Linked DNA regions of Homo sapiens: regions 1, 2, 3, 4 and 6 are each linked to region 5. A link is a contact called in ENCODE Hi-C or POLR2A ChIA-PET data. All regions are on one chromosome and are shown on one strand. Each heading gives the region's core, a stretch centred on a gene start or an enhancer-like site at or near the end of the contact. The rest is flanking DNA. Distances are from core to core; before and after follow the strand shown.

Region 1 (2,783 bases), core at 126-2,625, 2.1 Mb after region 5:
TGACTCATCCTGTGTCTTTGTGAAGCCTTTCTTGGTAAACCTATGCACAAGGAAGACCCTTTATGTCGTCACCAGCCCTTGTGCATGTTTCAATTGTAGTACCTATCATCTTGTACTGCGATTGCCTAATTTATTTTTGTATCTCCAGTTCTACATACAGTACCTGGCAAACAGTAGGCGCTCAATAACTGCGAAATGAACAAGTCCATGTCAAGAGACTAGGCTGGGAGTTTTAATATCAATGCCGACTGAGAAACAAAATACGGAAATGTCAAGGGCTGGTATAAAAATAATCTCTAATAGCACAAAATCCTCCTGAAGGGAACACCTGTCCCACTTTCTCACGTTGCTTTCCAGGTTCTTCCGACACCCCAATTTCCCGCCCACTCTTCTCCCTCCGGGGTACAGGTCAGGCAGGTATCCCAGCTCGGCGGCTCTGATAGGTCGGCGATGATTTCATTGTTAGGGAACATCCGGGCCTTTCCCCTCCCCGCAACACCTCCCCAGAGCCCGGCCTTCCCAGTTTCCCACTCTCGCCTGCGCCCCACCCGCGGCTGAAGCAAAACAACCGCCTCTCCCCTGCCCACTTCTTGTCCTCGTCTGAGTCGTCCCTTCCCGTCTCCACGCCGAAGAGAGGCGTTTAGATCCTCCAATGAGGGCCTAGGAGGACTTTCTTAGCCAATCAGTAGCCAAGCCCCTGCAATTCCGGGTGGGACCAGGCGTCCACACCTATAGCTGGACTGCTCGTTGGTCCCTTATGGCGCTTCTTTTACGCGAGGCTTAGAGGTCAAATACAAGGGGGCACGGTCCTCACAGAACGGAAAGGATCCGTACAGACTCTCCGGGTTTGACCGTTTTCTAGGACGAACCAATCGCTTTCCAGATACTTCCCCGCCTTTTGCGCGTTCATTTGAAAAAAGCCGGTGTGACGGACTTGGAAATTGGCTCAGTGACTGACCCGCAAGAAAGCCAGTGACTGGGGGTTCGGATCACGAGTTGGACCAATAAGAAAAGACAATCGCTGGGGCCGGGGCTTTGCTAGGAGGAGCGCAGGTGGGCGTTATTTGATTGACGGAGGGCTCTACTTATGGCTGGTAGCGGGGGCTGGTCCCTGACGTTCGGGAGGTAGGACCTAGCGGAGGCGGGGCCGAATAAAGTAAATGGTAATAAAGGGTTGGGTCTCACTTAGTGGGCGGTGTTTGATGGACAGCTGACCTTGCCTATTGAAAGTAGCCACTGATGCCCAATGGGAAATTAGAAACCCAGAGGCGGGGCCGGGTGGGCGGGGTAAACGAAGTACGGAGGTGCCGAGGGAGCAGCACGGGGAGGGGGAGCGGTGATTGACAAGACTCCCAGCAAACCGGGGGCCGTGAGAGGGCGCGCGGCATCCCAGTGGGTGGCAGCTGGAGGCGGGGCACCCTGAGGGGCGGGGAAGGACTAGGGTGCGGGGAGGGGGTTGCAAAAGGAGCCGAGCGGCTTCTGCTCAATGGCGGAAAAGCCGCCGGTGCTCTGACGGCCTCGTTCCCCTAGCAGTTGCGGGGGAGTTTCCTGCCGGCGCGGCTGGAGTCTCTGATTCTCAGGGTTCGGTGGTTGGAAGATGCTCCAGAGAGACGAGGCTGCGGCGGAGGAGGTGGCGGCGGCCGAATCGGCAACGGCGCTAGGGTGGAGAGAAGGCGGCATCGGCGGCGGCGGCGGCGTGAGGGGCCGGGCGGTGTAAACAGCCCCGGAGGCGGCGGTCGAGACCCCGAGGGGGAAGCGGCGGCTGAGTCAGGGTCGCGCCTCCGTTGGAAACTTGGGCTGAGTACCGCGGCGGGCGCGAGCGAGGCGCCCTAGACATCTTCTCCCTCCCTTGCCTCAGGTAAGGCCGCCCGGCACCCCGCCGGAGGGGAAGCGGCTGACCGGCCGCGCCGCCGAGGCCCCGGGCCCTGGGCAGGTTTTCGCGGTGCTGCCGAGCCGCGGCCGGGGCCTCTGTCCTTCCGAATCCTCGCTGCTTTCCCTGCTGCCGCGGAGCCTAGGCAGGGGAACGCCGGGCCTGGCTCTCGGGTATAGGCCCCTTCCCCGGCCGCCGCCTCCGCTGGGCTGAGGTCTGGGAGAGGCGCAGGGAGAGAATGGGAGTTTGCTGGAACGCCTGGAAGCTGACTGATTCTCTCTTCCCTCCGCTTCAGTCTGCAAGCATCTCTTTCACACGAAAGCACTGGGGCTACCCCAAGCCTTGGCGCTTCTCTTCCTGGTGCATGCCCTGTTTGAAAACACTATCTTTTACCATTCGTTTCCTCATCAGCTTCTGCCCTACTCTGCGCTCCACTTCACTTCCTTGTTAAATCGTCTTTCTCTGCTGTCTATGCGTTCTACCCTCGCCTTCCCTCCTTAGTGGCTTTAAATTGTGTGTTTCTCTTTTCTTCGTACCCCGGCATCTCTTGCCTGTCTTCCCTAGCACCATCCTTTTCGGATGTCATTCCTAACAGTGAAGTTCTTAATTGAAACTGCCACTTATTGTCAGTACCCCAAATCTACCGGAGCCCCATTAAGAGTATAGACTGACTAGCCATATGTGGTAAATCAGTTTTTCATAGTTTAAGCCTAACAACCTTGAAAAAATTGTATTATTAAACGTAAAGTGTGAAAATAACACCGAAAATAATTTTTTAAATGAAGGACTCAGTGAGTGTTGGAAATAGTTATTTCTTCATTTTTTAAACTTGCATGACCTCTCATATCAGATTTAGCAGATCTGGGACGTTTGCCCATCTTATTCGGCAAAAAAAGTGCTTCTTAGGCGTTTG
Region 2 (2,758 bases), core at 203-2,702, 2.6 Mb before region 5:
CAATGTCTGGAAGTTACCTTGTATGGTCTAAAAAGGGGAGGCATGAATAATTCATCCCTTGTTTAGCATAATACGCCCCTTGTTTAGCATATCATAAAAATGGGCAACCAGCGGCCCTCAGGGCTGCTCTGTCCATGGAGTAGCCATTCTTTTATTCCTCTACTTTCTTAATAAATTTGCTTTTGCTCTGCACTGTGGACTTGCCCTGAATTCTCTCTTGCGCAAGATCCAAGAACCCTCTCTTGGGGTCTGGATCAGGACCGCTTTCCTGTAACAGTCCCCAGGCACAGAAACTCTGAGGGAATCAGACACTTAGTTGTCTTTATTGCTCCCTCTTCAGTATATAGAACAGAGCCTGGCACACCTAGGTGCAAAATAAATATTTCTTGCATGAAAGAAGTCCACAGTGCAGTCACTGGCTTTTTTAGATGGTTAGCTCACTAGAATTTCATTTTTTTTTTCTCCTCCTCCTTTACAAAAAGTTTTCAGACAGACTTTGGGCCTGCTGGGGCATTTTCAAAAGACAAATAGTCCTGCTGCTGCTCCAGAGGACCCACCGCCCACCTCCCAGTCAGAACTATGTCTCTCTGTTCTTGTTGGAAAGGGGGACACAGCTTGCTTTGCAAGAAACTTGCATAGGAAATGGTGCAATCTGGGCTGTTTTTCATCTTCTTTCAACCTAATTTCCTAAGTTAAAAGAAAGAGAAATTTAAGGAATCTTAGGAATATGAAACTTCTCTGGAATGATCTTTACTGAGCTGTGTTTGGAATCAGCTGAAATCCTGAAGGACTGTCAAGCCAGCCAAGAATAAAAGAAAATAAAAAATAACTTAAACAATCCTAGCCAAAATCTGAAAATGATATCTAGAGCAGCTGCTATTTTTTTCTTTCCCAGAATGGTTTGCCTTTCCCCCAGTTTGTAATTGTTATAGGATTGTTTTAGGTTATTTTGGAGTAGAAAAGAAGAAAGAAGGAAGGAATCGAGTGTTTTGGAAGTAGTATGATGCGGTTAGTTCTACCTTTTAAGCTTTATAATTTACACAGCTGTTGTACACATGTGAACTCCCTCTCATTAGGATGCTGCTGACTGGTACAGGAAGTTTTTATTCATGGCATTCTCCTTAGGAGTTTGTTTATGGCATTTAGGTCCTCTCCTGCCTTCCCTCCCCACCCCCACCCCAAATCAATCTATATTTGTAATTTATGGATGATCTCTCCAGGGCTTAATCTGTGGGGTAAAAGGCTGTCTTATCTGCTCTACATTTACTGAAAAAGGGTGCAAGAAAAACCGTATCTAGCTGGCCAGATGGGTAGGGAACACTTGGTTGCACTAAAAATTTTCCAGCAATGGTATCCCCAGCTTGCCCTTTTGCCCGAATAGTGCACAAAGTCAGCAAGCATTTCCCCTGAAGTGTCCACCTCCACACGGCCAAGACTGGCTTGGCTGGTTACCAGAGGCACTGAGAAGATTGAGGAGGCAGCTTATAGAATACTTTGCTTGCATCCTCGTTCTCATCCCATTGTGAGGTAACTGCCCCACAACTGAGCTAGATAAGAGAAAGGAACTGAAACTGATTTGCCCAAGGTCAGTCTGGGTGGATATTGAGCCTAGAATAAAGCACAGAATAGCTGCACCTGGGGCTGGCCCAGGGCATGCTCAGATGAATCACTGGCTTCACCAGAAATGCAGCTAGTCTGGAATGCAGTGCAGGGGCCCAGATGCCTGACACTGAACAGTAACTTAGAAAGGGGAAGGTCTTTTCCTACACATAGTGAAGCTTCAAGGAATCTTTAAGAAAATCACATAAGAAAGATGAATAAAAACTTTTTCTTCCTCCTACTCCTTCAACCCCTATTTCAGGTTCTTCCTTAGAGCAAACACTGATTTCAAGTTGGAGTGTGTCTTTTCATCTTTTTAGTTATTTATATATCTTTATTGATCTATCTGTGTACATACATCTGCATCTACATATGTGTGTATATGTATCTATCTATCTATCTATCTATCTATCTATCTATCTATCTATGTATCTATCTATCTATCTATATCTATACACAGACAGAGAGAGAGCCAGTGAGGGAATTTTGCTTTGTTTTGTTTTGACTGAAATGGTATCACACAGTGGATTGTTCTTCAACTTTGCTTTTTTTTTTTTTTTTAAGTTTAGCCATATCTCTCAGAGATTTTTCTGTGTCAGTACATTTTAGTTTTTTTCAACTGCTGCATGCTCTCACATAAGTCAGATGCATCACTAAGTGTCAGTCTTTCGATGATCATTTAGGTTGCTATGCTATCAGTTTTTACCACTATAAATAGTACTATAGTGAAACAACCTTGTACCTGCTTCCTTTTTGCACATATGCAAGTATCTCTCTACAGTGGATACCAAGGTGTGAGATTGCTGGGTCAAATGATAGGCGCATCCAAAGTGTGAAGGATTGCTGCCAATGTGTACTCCAAAAAGGTTGGCCAGTTTATATTCCCAGGAATACGGTAAGAGAATGTCTGTTTTTCCAGATGCTTCCCAACACATCAGTCTTTCTTATTTATTGTCAATCCAATGTATAAAAAATAGCATCCTCTTCTTTTTGTTTCCCCCCAAAACCAGTAAGACTGAGCATCTTTTCAGATGCTCGTTTGCCATTCATGTTCCTTCTTTGTGAATTGCTTATTTATGTTCTTTGCCCATTTTTCAATTTTGTCTTTTTTCTGGGGACATATAAAGGCAAGTCCTTTGCTACATACATTACAATACTT
Region 3 (2,700 bases), core at 152-2,651, 2.3 Mb before region 5:
GAGTCTTTCCTTTTTCTAATAATCCTACATATTAATTGGGCCAAGCTCTCTCTCTCTTTCATACCAAGCACTCTAAGTTAGCATTTAAAAAAACAAGCCAGCGCACCCCTATGTCATGGTCATATAGTGGGCCTGGTTTGAACATGATTATATACTCATTCTTGATTTCCCAGCTCGGGTTTGAATCCCATCTTTGCGATTTTCTAGTTGCATGACTTGAATAAATTCTCGGACTTACCTGTGCTTCATTTTTCTCATCTGTTAAATGTGGAACACCTACCTTATAGGGCTGTTGTGAAAAGTACGCAAATAAATATAGGGTAAAGATCTAAGAACATGTGCCTGACACATATTAAATGTTCAATAAATGTCAGTAGTTATTATATATTGATGCTTTTTAAGATTAGCTACATTCAATACTCTATTAAATTCTGTGACCCAAAACACAAGTGGCAGGTAGTCTAACAAAACTGACATAATTCTTCACGACTCCAACCTTTCACTGCAGAAACTCCTTTTGTGGGCTTCCCACACTGTAGGAGCTGCCAGGGTGGAGGGGTTAATTTCATTTAGGAAGCTCTCCTTTTCCAAGAGTACATCACTCACAGTGTCCCATACACCCCATCAAGATACCTTTTCTATTATACCTTCATCCCCTACTTTCAAGAAACCAGTTTTCAACATTCTAAAACCTAAACCGATGCTTAAAACCTTGTTCATTTCACAGAAATCAATAACAGATAACTATGAGGCCTGCAAGAGTATATTATTTTTCTGGCTGCTATTTACTGCGTGTTTAAAGTGTACTTTGCATACGCTATATAATTTAATTCTCACAACAATCCTATGTAGTCAAATACAATCACTGTCAAGAAACTAACAAAAAGTCAGGTAACTGAACTTGGAGATTATGTTTGCATTTAAAGAGCGAAGGGTTCTAACTCTGACAGGCCAGATTCTAATTACAGGCACTACTTACTACTTTAAAGAATCCAGGAAATAACTTGCCTCAACACCTCTCTTAAAAACTTGAGCCCTGAGAAGTGAGGAACTGGATTTGCTATACAAGGAAAGAAAGGAATGGTGGCTTCTCTCGGCCGGAGCGGAAGCGCCTGCCAGTCAACCTCGGGGGTCGGCGACCGTCGCGTGGAACAGAGAGGGGCGCCAGCGACGCTTTCCCGCGTCCACGACTGGGGTGGGCAACAGGGCAGGGACAGGGCCGCCCACCTCCCCAGGCGCGCAGCGAGGCCAACTCACCTGCGTGGCCGCCAGCCGCGCCCGCACCTCTCGCATTACGAACGGCTCCAGGCCGCGACCCGCAGTGCAGAAGAATCGGGCGCCAGCCTCAGGCCCGGACCCTGGCTCTCCACGCGCCTCCGACATGGCGGCTCAGGCGCGCCCTCGCGCCTTCGGGTCACGTGGCCTCGGGCGCGAGCGGCTCGCTCCTGGAGGCGGCGCGCAGGGGCGTGTGATGCCAAAGGGGAGAGGGAGAGGGAGAGGGAGAGGGGGAGGGGGAGAGGGAGGGGGAAGGAGAGGGTGAGAGAGACGGAGAGCCTGGGAGGGTCGCATCAGCCCTCTGTGGCCCCTATGGGTCTTCCTGGTTGACCATCTGTCCCCTCCTTGATTAGGCACCAGAATGGGTTAGAATCACAGGTGGAAGGGTTAGAATTGATAATTCAGTCCAGTTGCCTTATTTTGTAGATTGAGGAAATTAATGCCCAGAGAGGTCAAGAGACAGCGAGTTAGCAGCACAGCTGAGGCTGGAGCCTAGATTTCTCCCTATCTAACATAATGCCTTTTCCTCCATTCCTCCCAACTCCGTCCTCTTCCTGTCCTTCATTCCTCTCCTCTACTCTTCTCATAGAAGGAGCCCTGGTCTGTTTTCACAAAGAATCGGGCCAAACGTTGGAATCTCCAGGACGGAGAGCAGAAGTTCCTGTTCTCTAACAAACGTCTGCGTTCTGAAACAGCTCATATTTCTTGCACTACTTAGTTAACCATCCAGCCATAGATGAATCAATGTGCCATCTAGTTTTGGGCACCTGATTTGAATGGTTCTCCTAACGGTATTTGAAGGCATTTTTCTAAACTCTGAATTTTAAAATGGAAATGAAAATATTACTTGGGAAGCATAGACAGAATCCATGTTACAAGATAAACAGCGTGAAATTAGCTCTGTAGCTGTATATTGAGTCAGTTATACAGAAATGATAAATGCATGTGTGTCTCTGACAAGGGGCTGTCCTGTGCTTCAGAATGGGATGTTAAGGTGAAGAACTGATACTCCCTCACCTCCCCCGACACTCCCACACACACCCCCGCCCCCACCCAGCTCATGCTCTACTGGGCCGTACAGTAAAAATTCTTCATGGAGTCACATAACATGAGCTTTTCCAAGGTTCAGTCCTAAGACTCTTCTGATGCTGCTTTTTATTTTTTATTTTTTGCGACAGGGTCTCCCTCTGTCGCCCAGGCTGGAGCGCAGTGACGTGATCTTGGCTCACTGCAGCCTCCACCTCCTGAGCTCCAGTAATCCTCCCACCTCAGCCTGTCCAGTAGCTGGGACCACAGGCAAGCCCCACCACACCGGGCTAATTTTTGTATTTTTTGTAGAGAAGGGGTTTCACCATGTTGGCCAGGCTGGTCTCGAACTCCTGAGATCAAGCGATCCGCCTGCCTCGGCCTCCCAAAGTGCTGGGA
Region 4 (2,767 bases), core at 154-2,653, 2.6 Mb before region 5:
TTTGTATTTTTAGTAGAGACAGGGTTTCACCATGTTAGCCAGGATGGCCTCGATCTCCTGACCTCGTGATCTGCCCGCCTCGGCCTCCCAAAGTGCTGGGATTACAGGCATGAGCCACCGTGCCCAGTGAAAAAGCTTTGATCCTTTGTCTTCAATTGCACCTATGAAAAGGAAGTTTCGTATAAAAGCTGATATAAATGGCTAATAAAGCAGAGAAATAGCTTAAAATTTGACTGTAGACATTTGCTATGTATGATTAATATGTATCAGTTTACAGTTAATTTTAGGAAAACTTAAATTTTATAAATTGCCAAGAAATCACCCATGAAAAACTAATTTTCACTTAGCGGTTTAATTTTTTAACATTAGGATTTTTAAGTTTCGCTAGTCTTATCATCTGGGACACTGGAATTTTGTCTTGTTGGAATTGCTGATTAAACAAAATAATTCTTCAAAAGTGCTTAGCACAATGTTAGGTAAATAGTAAGCACTAAGTAAACATTGGCTTTATTATTATTAGGTGGTCCTATACTATGATTCCTCCTATTTATATCACGTGTGTCTTGCTGCATATTTAAGGACGCTCCCATCTATATGTTTGGACTAGTGCAATAGTAAAGCTGCCAGCTCAGGTGAAGAAAACCATTTAAAAATTTAAAGTTAAGCACATGATGGAAAATTCTTGAATATGTGGTGAGTTAGGTATAAAAAATATAGGGGGATTGTATTGTTGAATACAAAAAAGCCATTAGACTATTTTAAGAATGCTCTCTTCTGTCATTAGGGCTTGGTTATGAATAGTATATCACATGCATGAAAGGAGGTGGTGGCTAGTTTCATTTCCCTAAAACATGTTTCAATGGTAAATTAGAGGCAGCTGTGGTTTACTGACGCATAAACCCAGTGAGGTCTATGATAACTAGTATATATTTACAGTTTGACTCATGGTGCCTGTCAGGCTTTAATCATAGGGGAAGAAGTGATAGTACTTAGACTTCACTGTTTAATCTTCCGTTCATTTGTTTTCCAAGTTTGTTTCAGTCTGTGGGCAGGTTCCCTTTTGATTGCAACATGCAGTCCCTATTTCTGCAGTTTATCTTCATTTGCCATTTTGAGAGGGCTATGAAAGTCCTATGATAAGCTCCTTGTTCTCCAAATCCATGCATATAAGTCTCATCGAGTTGGATGCATTCTAAAGACATTTTGAAATCACATCAACACTTTCAGATCAGCAAGTTATTTCTTAATAAATTACTGTCTTAATGTTAGATGCTATTTTAAAAACACGAAAGAGAGCAGTTTCCAAATATGTGTTACTACTTCCAGGGAATTGTAAACTGGAGTGTTTAATTAAAAGAAGGCCCTAAATTTTTATTATGCTGTCACTGGATATTTGAATAACTAGCTGTAAATGAGTTCTAGTTGTACAAAAGTGATTTTCTAAATCCAGTTGTCCCTATTTCAAAATATAGTTCTAGTTCCTGGGTGAAACTGAAAATGAAATGGCCATGTCTTTATAACTAAAACAAATTAGAGGGTTGCAGCAATAAAATGAACCCACAGAGGGGAAAAAAACCCTTTGAATCAGGTTTTTATTTTCTTCTCCTGAACTGATTGGGTAATTTACTCAACTAATTTTGTCTAGTCATTAGGAAGTTAATACTCCATTCTATAATTTCCTTCCACTCAAGTGAGCAATACTGGTGCATATAATTTGGATTAAGAACATTCCTCTACTCTTACAAATATTTGGATATATGCCTTGAATATGCTTCCTCATTTAGGCCACAGAAATTTATTCAAAGACAAATCAATCAAAGATAATAACATTAACTACTATTTATTAAGCATCTCCTTCATGACAAGACTTTTTCCCATATTGAGATATAATTGACAATTGAAAATTGTACATATTTAAAGTGTACAACATGATGATTTGATATGCATATATATCCATGCATATATATCCATATCCATATCCATGCATATATATGGATATATATGCATATATATGCATATCAAATCATGTCGTACACTTTAAATATGTACATATTTCAATTATGCATATATATGCATATATCCATATCAAATCATATATATATAATATGCATATATATCATATACATATCCATCACCTCACATAGTTACCATTTTCTTTTGTTCTCTCTCTCTTTCTTCCTTCCTTTCTTTCCCTTCTTTTTTATTTTTTGGTGGTGAGAACACTTAAGATCCACCCTCTTAGCAAATTTCAAGTATATAATATAGTGTTGCTAATTGTAGTCACATCGTTGTAGAATACATCTCCAGAATTCATTCATTTGGATAACTGAAACTCTGTAACCCTTTTCCAATATCTCCCCATTCCTCTATCCCTCCAGCTCATGGCAACCAACATTCCACTCTCTGCTGTTCTAAGTTTGACTACTTTAGTTTTTACATATAAGTGAAATCAACACAGTATTTGTTTTTCTGTGTCTCGCTTAGTTTACTTAGCTTAATGTTCTTCAGGTTCATTCATGTTGTAAATGACAGGATTTCCTTTTGTTTTGAAGGCTGCATAATATTCTGTTGTATATGTATACCATATTTTCTTCATCCATTCATCTGTTGATGGACATTTAGGTTGTTTTCATATCTTGGCTATCATGAATAATGCTGCAATGAACGTAAGAGTAGAGATATCTCTTAGAAATCCTGATTTTCCTTTTTTTTTTCAGACAGTCTTGTCACCCAGGCTGAAGTGCAGTGGCATGATCTCGGCTCACTG
Region 5 (2,887 bases), core at 162-2,661:
CACGCGTGTCGTGCGCCACCCCAGAAGGCAGGGCCTGATTCGGATCAGCAGGGGCTGCAGGGCCGCTCTGCAGGTGGGTGACTCAGGCCCCTCTTGAACCCTTAGGCCTGAGGCAGAGACTGGGCAGGAGGCTGGGCGTGGCCGGGGAGCCCCTTCACGTGCTCCCCTTCTCGAGGGTTCACGGGGCTCTGGAGGCCCAGATGCTGGCAAAGTGGCGGGAGCGCTCCAGGGACGAGGACTCAGGTCGGGGCGCCCCCGCCAGCGCCAGGATCCCCGCTCACCCTCCGCCGCGCCCCGCCCCCGCCCCGACACACTGGGGGAGCCCCGCCCTCCCCGAGGCCCGCGCGGCGCCGCAGGAGGAATCCCAGCCATTTCCTCCACGCTGCGCGGTATGTGGCCTGCCCGCCGCCAACCGCAGCGCGAGCCGGTCCCCAGCCGCGCCTGGCAGCTGCCCCGGCTCCGCCGTGCTGCTCGGGATTCCGGGAAGGCCGCCCCCTCGTCCCGGGCCACCAGACCGGCCTTTCCAGCGGCTCCAGGCCCGTGCAGTCCCGCCGGACGCCGGCTACACCACGCGCCGCTGCTGGAACCTCTCCCAGCCCCGCGTGGCCGCCCCCGGCCCAGGCACCCCCTCCCCGGAACGCCCCCGACGGCCCCTCGCGTCCGAGCTGGAAACTGAAGTTGACGCTTGCTCCGTCACCCTGGGGCAAATTGCTTTGCCTAAGCCTCAGTTTCTCCATCTGTGAAATGGGGACGTTGGCAGGAGTGCCTGTCTCGTTGTGCTGCCCGAGGGGTGAATGAGAAAAGGAAAGCGTTGGACTACTGTCAACGCGATTTTCATTTCCCTAGGTACCACGAGGGTCCTGGCTTTTCGCACAGGATCTTAGCACCCACCCTGCCCCTCGCCTCTCCTCCAGCCCAGTTGCCGGTGGAGCAAGCAGGCCGGGCTTTGCGAGTGGGCAGAGGAGAGGGCTGGGGCCTGCCCAAGACTGCGCCCTGCACAGATTAAACAATGCCTGAAGGTCCCACGACACAGCCTTCCTCGAGATTCACCGTTGCCCTCTCCTCAATCACTAGGTTCTTGAAAGACCCAAAGGACAGTTATTTACATTTTTTTTAAATGATGTCATCGCAGTCTGAGAGCAGCCAGACACGTAGTGATCAGGGAAAGTCGAAAGTGCAGATGGGTTCGCAAACGTGGACTCTCTAGTTTTGGGTCTGCAGATGGGGCCGGCCACCACGTGCTCTCTGAGTTCTCTTTCCAAGTACAGATCCCTCCGGAGACGGAACATTGTTCCGCCTTTAATTCTTCCCAGGAGCTGCGGAGGAAGGCGTGAGAACCGGAGCCCGGGGTGACTTGCGGGGGAGGGGATCGCTTCCCCGTCGCCCACACCTGCCTAACCCACGCCCACGGCGGCCGCAAAGGCGACACCGCGTGAATCTGGAAAGCCCCGAGTTTCAACAGGCCCAACCATCGGCGGCTTTGCAGGCGCAGCACCAAGTGCTGCTCTGCCTGTGTTCCCCCAGACAGCCCCTGGTTGTGATTTGTCGTTTCCAGTCCAGCTAGAGTCCCAAGGCCAAGAACTAGACCCTTGCAGCGAGATCCGCGCCCCCCCCCACCCCACCCCGCCTCATTCTCCACAGGCGCCACAGCCACAGGCCGCATAAATAAATCCAGGTGGAGGCAGACCCAGAAACCCAGGTGCTATAAATATCCCAGCCCAGCCGGGAGACTGACCTCCCAGGCAGCCCCTCGCCCCCACCCGCCCTAGACCAGCACTTCCGGCCACCACAGCGCTGAGGGCGGATCTCCCCGCGGTGGGAGGAGCGGGCTCCACCAGGATGCAGGCCTGGCTTCCCTTTCTTTCTTCTCCTGGGAGCCTCTGGCGGCCCAACCTGAGGGCTTGCCCTCTTCTCTGGAACCACCTCCCTAACTCTCAATCGCATACCTCTCCCTCCCTCCCCCTGGTATTTTTAGAGAGGCCTTCTCTCAGGGACCCCATACTGCGACCAGACTTCAAGAAATGCTGACTTCTCTTTCTAGATGAATAAGCATAGTTGGAAGGCAACAACCTCAATCAGAGTTTACAATCTAAAATTTGATTCTAAACTTTTTCTTTTTGAAACAGTCTTGCTCTGTCACCCAGGCTGGAGTGCAGTGGCGTGATCATGGCTCACTGCAGCTTTGACCTCCCAGGTTCAAGCGATCCTCCCATCTCAGCCTCCCTAGTAGTTGGGACTACAGGCGCTGTGCCACCATGCCCGCCTGGCTAATTTTGTGTTTGTTTGTTTGTTTGTTTTTGTTTTTGTTTTTTTTTTTGAGACGGGGTTTCACTATGTTGCCCAGGCTGGTCTCGAACTCCTGGGCTCAAGCGATCTGCCCACCTCAGCCTCCAAACATGCTGGGATTACAGGTTTGAGCCACTCTGTCCAGCCCTTGATTCTACATTTTTAATAGCATTTTTTATGTGATTAAAACACAGGCTGGAGGCAGAGTAGACCTAAAAGAGGGGAAAGAAGAAGCTGAAGGCATATGCAAAGAAGAGATAGAGCCACACTAGAAAAGAAAGCTGCTCTACCAGAAGGCTGGTACCTAGGAACTCAGTGGGACTTTCTGAGCCCAGTCTCCTGGGTCTGGGACTTGGTGTGGTGCAGTTCAATAAATCCCTATTGTGGGGGGGGGGCGGGGTAGAAAAGATGTGAGATACCTTTCCTCACCCTTCATAAGGGTCATTGCTATAGCAAAAGACTGATTAACAAGAGAAAAGCATAGCAAATTTACCGAATCAAAGTTTTATGGGACACAGGAGCCTTCAGAAATGAAAACCCAGTGACCCAGGGAAAACTGTCTATTTTTATGCCTAGGTAGAAATACACACTGTCCATTCTT
Region 6 (2,863 bases), core at 356-2,855, 3.0 Mb before region 5:
AGTAGAAGCAGTTAGCATGAAACATTCTTTGAGCAGCAAGAAACTGGGATTTAGAAACACTATTAGAAGAGTAAAGCAATCTTTACAGAAAAGGTAAATGAAGAAAAGAAAACAAAAATAGTCTGGTTGTCACACTGCTGCTTTAGAAGCTTTAAAAACGTAAGAACACTTCCTAATTATACTAAAACATTTAAAAGCACAGATCGGGGGTATGTAACTTCAGGTAACAATGTAGCAAACTTAAACATACAAAGGCTAAAAATTCTTAACAAGCCAAATGACAGCACCAAGAATCTCGAACGCTGCAAAAACAAAACAAAACCCCCCTGAAATTGGTAGCATGTGCACCAGCCCCTGTTAATCGGAGGAGCGGGGGAAACCAGGAGAATGAGGAGTGAATACTGACGGCGAGCAGAGCAGGCCACGTTCCTACTGGCAGGCGAGCTCGCAATTCCTTTGAGCAAGCCTTACGGCCAGGGCATTCTCAAGCCACTAAAACCAGCGTACTGGACACCTAAAACGGTAGGCTGACAGCAGCTCCGGGCTAAGACCAAGAAGACGGAAAAGTGGCCTGCTTTGACCTCCGCTGAAAACTGAGGCTCCTCCAACTGTTGTTGTCCTGGAATCAAAGGGCAAAGCATTCACCTCTCAGGGGTTGGATTATCCGGATAAACTCCCCCCGGCTCCCTGCGGCATTCCCACACACCCGGTGGATGTCAACACCGAGAGCCAGCCGTATGAGGGGGGCCTCTCCGTGTGCGCCGTCCTTTTGGAGACGCGGCGAGACCGGGAAGAAAGACGGCCCTGCGCGCGCCCCGCCTCCCCAGCCCTTCCCCAGCGCCCGCGCTGGGGGGCTGCGGCCGGGAAGCGGGGTCCCGCGTGCTCCTCACCTTTTTCAGCGCAGGCACCAGTAGTCCCCGCCACTTGGGCGCGTTCTCTTCGCTGAAAAACTCGTAGGGCAGCTGCTGCGCCTGCATGGTGCCCCCGGGGCGCCTCTGGGCGGGGAGAGGGGCGGCGGCGGCCGGGCCAGGGAGCCGCGAGAGGGCGAGCTCGCAGCGCGGAACAGGGCCGCGGCCCCACCGGACGGCCCGGCCCCCTCCGGGCGCCGCGCAGCCGGGCTAGCCCTGGCGAGGGGGCTGGGGGGCGAGGCCCGCGCCTGGCCACCCACCCGACACAGGTACCAGCCGTGGAGAACGGACGCGGCCCGGAGGCGGCGGCATCCCGCACCACCGCCCCGGGGCCAGGCCCCCCGCCCCTCCCCGGCCCGCCGGCGCCGCCCCGGGCTGCCCTCTGCCGCGGCCGCCGCCCGCCCGCCGGGGCTGCACTCCCGGGCCCGGTCTGGCCCCGCGGCGGAGCTGGCGGCTGGGGGAGGACGTGTGGAGGGACGCTCCGGCCGCGGCGCCCGCTCCGCGTAGTTGGGACTCCGAAACGCAAGAGCCCCGGGCGGGGCGGAGCTGGGGCGGAGGTCTCGCGGGGAAGGGGAAGGACCGGAGGTCGTTGTTGGGGAATCTGGCTGCCCTGAGGTGCCGCCGCGGCCGCCGCCGCCACCGCCGCCGCCGGTGTAGCGCTGGAGCTTCCTACTAGCGAACTGAACCTGCTCGCTACTGAGCATGCGCTGCCGTGCTGGGCTGGTTCGCTCCGGGTTTTCCGGCTCCCGGTGAAGGAGGAGGAAAGCTCGAGAGAGAAAGAGAGAGAGAGACAGGGAGGGCGCCCGGCCGGGCTGTGGCTGCGCTCCTGGGGGCTGCAGGGGAGGGGCGAAGGGGCCCGAGAAGTCGCACCCTGGCAAAGTGGGGCCTGCAAGGGTGGGTGATGACTAGGGTAAAGAGGCTCCCCATTGTGTGGCCTGGCCGTGAGGGCTCCCACCCTTCTCGGAGTCCCTGGGCCCTTCGTTTCGGAAAGGGGTGTGTGTACTTTGTTCCTGAACACGAAGATAAGGACTGCCCAGAGCACGCAATGTATAGTAAACAGACTGGACAAAAGACAGGTGCTCTGTCACGAAACCTACTGCTCAGTATCTGCTGAGTAGTAGAAGTGATTGCGGTGTTTCTAAGTGGTCTTTCCACAAAATAATAAAATGTGTACGTGTAGTATTGATTTTGTGTGAATGTTTTAGATTCCCTCTGTTCATCTTTTAAACCCACTCCAGAAATGAACTCCAGTAAGCACTTTCCTCCAGTGGATATCGAGACCTCTTTTACAGCTCCTAGAGCACTGCACTTATGCCCCTCTCAGGGCGTTCAGTCTATTGTGTTTTGTTATCTTTTGCGGTTCTTTCGACTAGATAATAAACTGGAAGGCAGATCTTTTTCACCAGGGCCTCTACACAGTGTAGAACAGGCACTCAGTCAATGTTAGTGGAATGCTAAAGGAGCAGTATTTATAAACTGTCCCTCCAGGCCACTGTTTGTTTATAATAGGGGCACTTTGTGGCAGACACCTTATGATTTATCATTAATTATCATTTTTTTGAGTATCATCTCATTTAATCCCCATAGCAACCCTATTATTTTCATTTCACCGATAAGAAGGCAGTTTAGAGGAACTAGCCTGGGTTAAAGCTGACATTGTGTCCTGCTATTCCTGAGAACAGTAACCAGGATCACATAAACGAGAAAGGTTCAGTGGTTCTTAATCTTTACAGGACCTCTTTGAAAATCTGGAAAAACAACTCTTAGGTTATTTCCTTTAAAAATACACAGGCCGGCCAGGCGAGGTGGCTCATGCCTGTAATCCCAGCACTTTAGGAGGCCGAGGCGGATGGATCACCTGAGGTCAGGAGTTCCAGACTAGCCTGGCCAACACTGTGAAAACCTGTCTCCATAAGAAATACAAAAATTAGCCGAGCATGGTGGTGGGCGCCTGT

Evidence for each region. Hi-C counts contacts between places; a loop is a spot of excess contacts on that map. ChIA-PET counts read pairs that join two places held with the same protein, here RNA polymerase II (POLR2A). Pooled maps may share reads with other maps.
Region 1: a map of CD4-positive, alpha-beta T cell shows a loop between it and region 5 (6-fold over the local background). The contact joins the promoter of PPM1B-DT here to the enhancer-like site in region 5. A Hi-C loop is called at or near these places in 3 of 168 maps with a recorded cell type or tissue (CD4-positive, alpha-beta T cell and naive thymus-derived CD4-positive, alpha-beta T cell), 1 of 37 single-sample maps with no recorded cell type and 8 of 50 pooled maps. POLR2A ChIA-PET finds 5 or more read pairs at or near these places in 1 of 52 experiments (activated B cell).
Region 2: a loop to region 5 is called in a map with no recorded cell type, with 5 times the contacts of the local background. The contact joins two enhancer-like sites. A Hi-C loop is called at or near these places in 2 of 37 single-sample maps with no recorded cell type and 1 of 50 pooled maps.
Region 3: a map with no recorded cell type shows a loop between it and region 5 (5-fold over the local background). The contact joins the promoter of THUMPD2 here to the enhancer-like site in region 5. A Hi-C loop is called at or near these places in 2 of 37 single-sample maps with no recorded cell type and 1 of 50 pooled maps.
Region 4: a loop to region 5 is called in a pooled map, with 6 times the contacts of the local background. The contact joins two enhancer-like sites. A Hi-C loop is called at or near these places in 2 of 37 single-sample maps with no recorded cell type and 5 of 50 pooled maps.
Region 6: a loop to region 5 is called in a map of CD8-positive, alpha-beta T cell, with 11 times the contacts of the local background. The contact joins the promoter of SOS1 here to the enhancer-like site in region 5. A Hi-C loop is called at or near these places in 2 of 168 maps with a recorded cell type or tissue (CD8-positive, alpha-beta T cell and naive thymus-derived CD4-positive, alpha-beta T cell), 2 of 37 single-sample maps with no recorded cell type and 10 of 50 pooled maps.

Annotation. Positions count from the first base shown.
Region 1 is chr2:44,167,417-44,170,199 of GRCh38, forward strand. It overlaps PPM1B-DT (PPM1B divergent transcript), which reads right to left and starts at 1,376. Exons shown (of 2, transcript XR_940034.3): 1 at 1-1,376. It overlaps PPM1B (protein phosphatase, Mg2+/Mn2+ dependent 1B), which reads left to right and starts at 1,459. Exons shown (of 6, transcript NM_002706.6): 1 at 1,459-1,858. RefSeq lists silencers at 1,160-1,489, 1,810-2,019.
Region 2 is chr2:39,468,464-39,471,221 of GRCh38, forward strand. The region is part of intron 3 of MAP4K3-DT (MAP4K3 divergent transcript); the gene reads left to right. Among named protein-coding and RNA genes, the nearest start is that of MAP4K3-DT, 32 kb to the left of the region's middle. RefSeq lists an enhancer at 1,044-1,544 and a silencer at 2,397-2,446. Within about 2 kb of position 1,453, at least 15 of the 41 ENCODE cell types and tissues checked have a DNase peak (open chromatin) inside an H3K27ac peak, as active enhancers do.
Region 3 is chr2:39,777,857-39,780,556 of GRCh38, forward strand. It overlaps THUMPD2 (THUMP domain 2 tRNA and snRNA guanosine methyltransferase), which reads right to left and starts at 1,402. Exons shown (of 10, transcript NM_025264.5): 1 at 1,258-1,402. The coding sequence starts at 1,383.
Region 4 is chr2:39,491,393-39,494,159 of GRCh38, forward strand. The region is part of intron 3 of MAP4K3-DT (MAP4K3 divergent transcript); the gene reads left to right. Among named protein-coding and RNA genes, the nearest start is that of MAP4K3-DT, 55 kb to the left of the region's middle. Within about 2 kb of position 1,404, at least 6 of the 41 ENCODE cell types and tissues checked have a DNase peak (open chromatin) inside an H3K27ac peak, as active enhancers do.
Region 5 is chr2:42,101,025-42,103,911 of GRCh38, forward strand. No RefSeq gene overlaps it. Among named protein-coding and RNA genes, the nearest start is that of PKDCC, 54 kb to the left of the region's middle. RefSeq lists enhancers at 1-60, 279-1,106, 1,031-1,550 and a silencer at 241-620. Within about 2 kb of position 1,412, at least 34 of the 41 ENCODE cell types and tissues checked have a DNase peak (open chromatin) inside an H3K27ac peak, as active enhancers do; they include CD4-positive, alpha-beta T cell and CD8-positive, alpha-beta T cell, where a contact is called at or near this core.
Region 6 is chr2:39,119,446-39,122,308 of GRCh38, forward strand. SOS1 (SOS Ras/Rac guanine nucleotide exchange factor 1) reads right to left here and starts at 1,606. Exons shown (of 23, transcript NM_005633.4): 1 at 891-1,606. The coding sequence starts at 977. RefSeq lists an enhancer at 476-555 and a silencer at 756-1,475.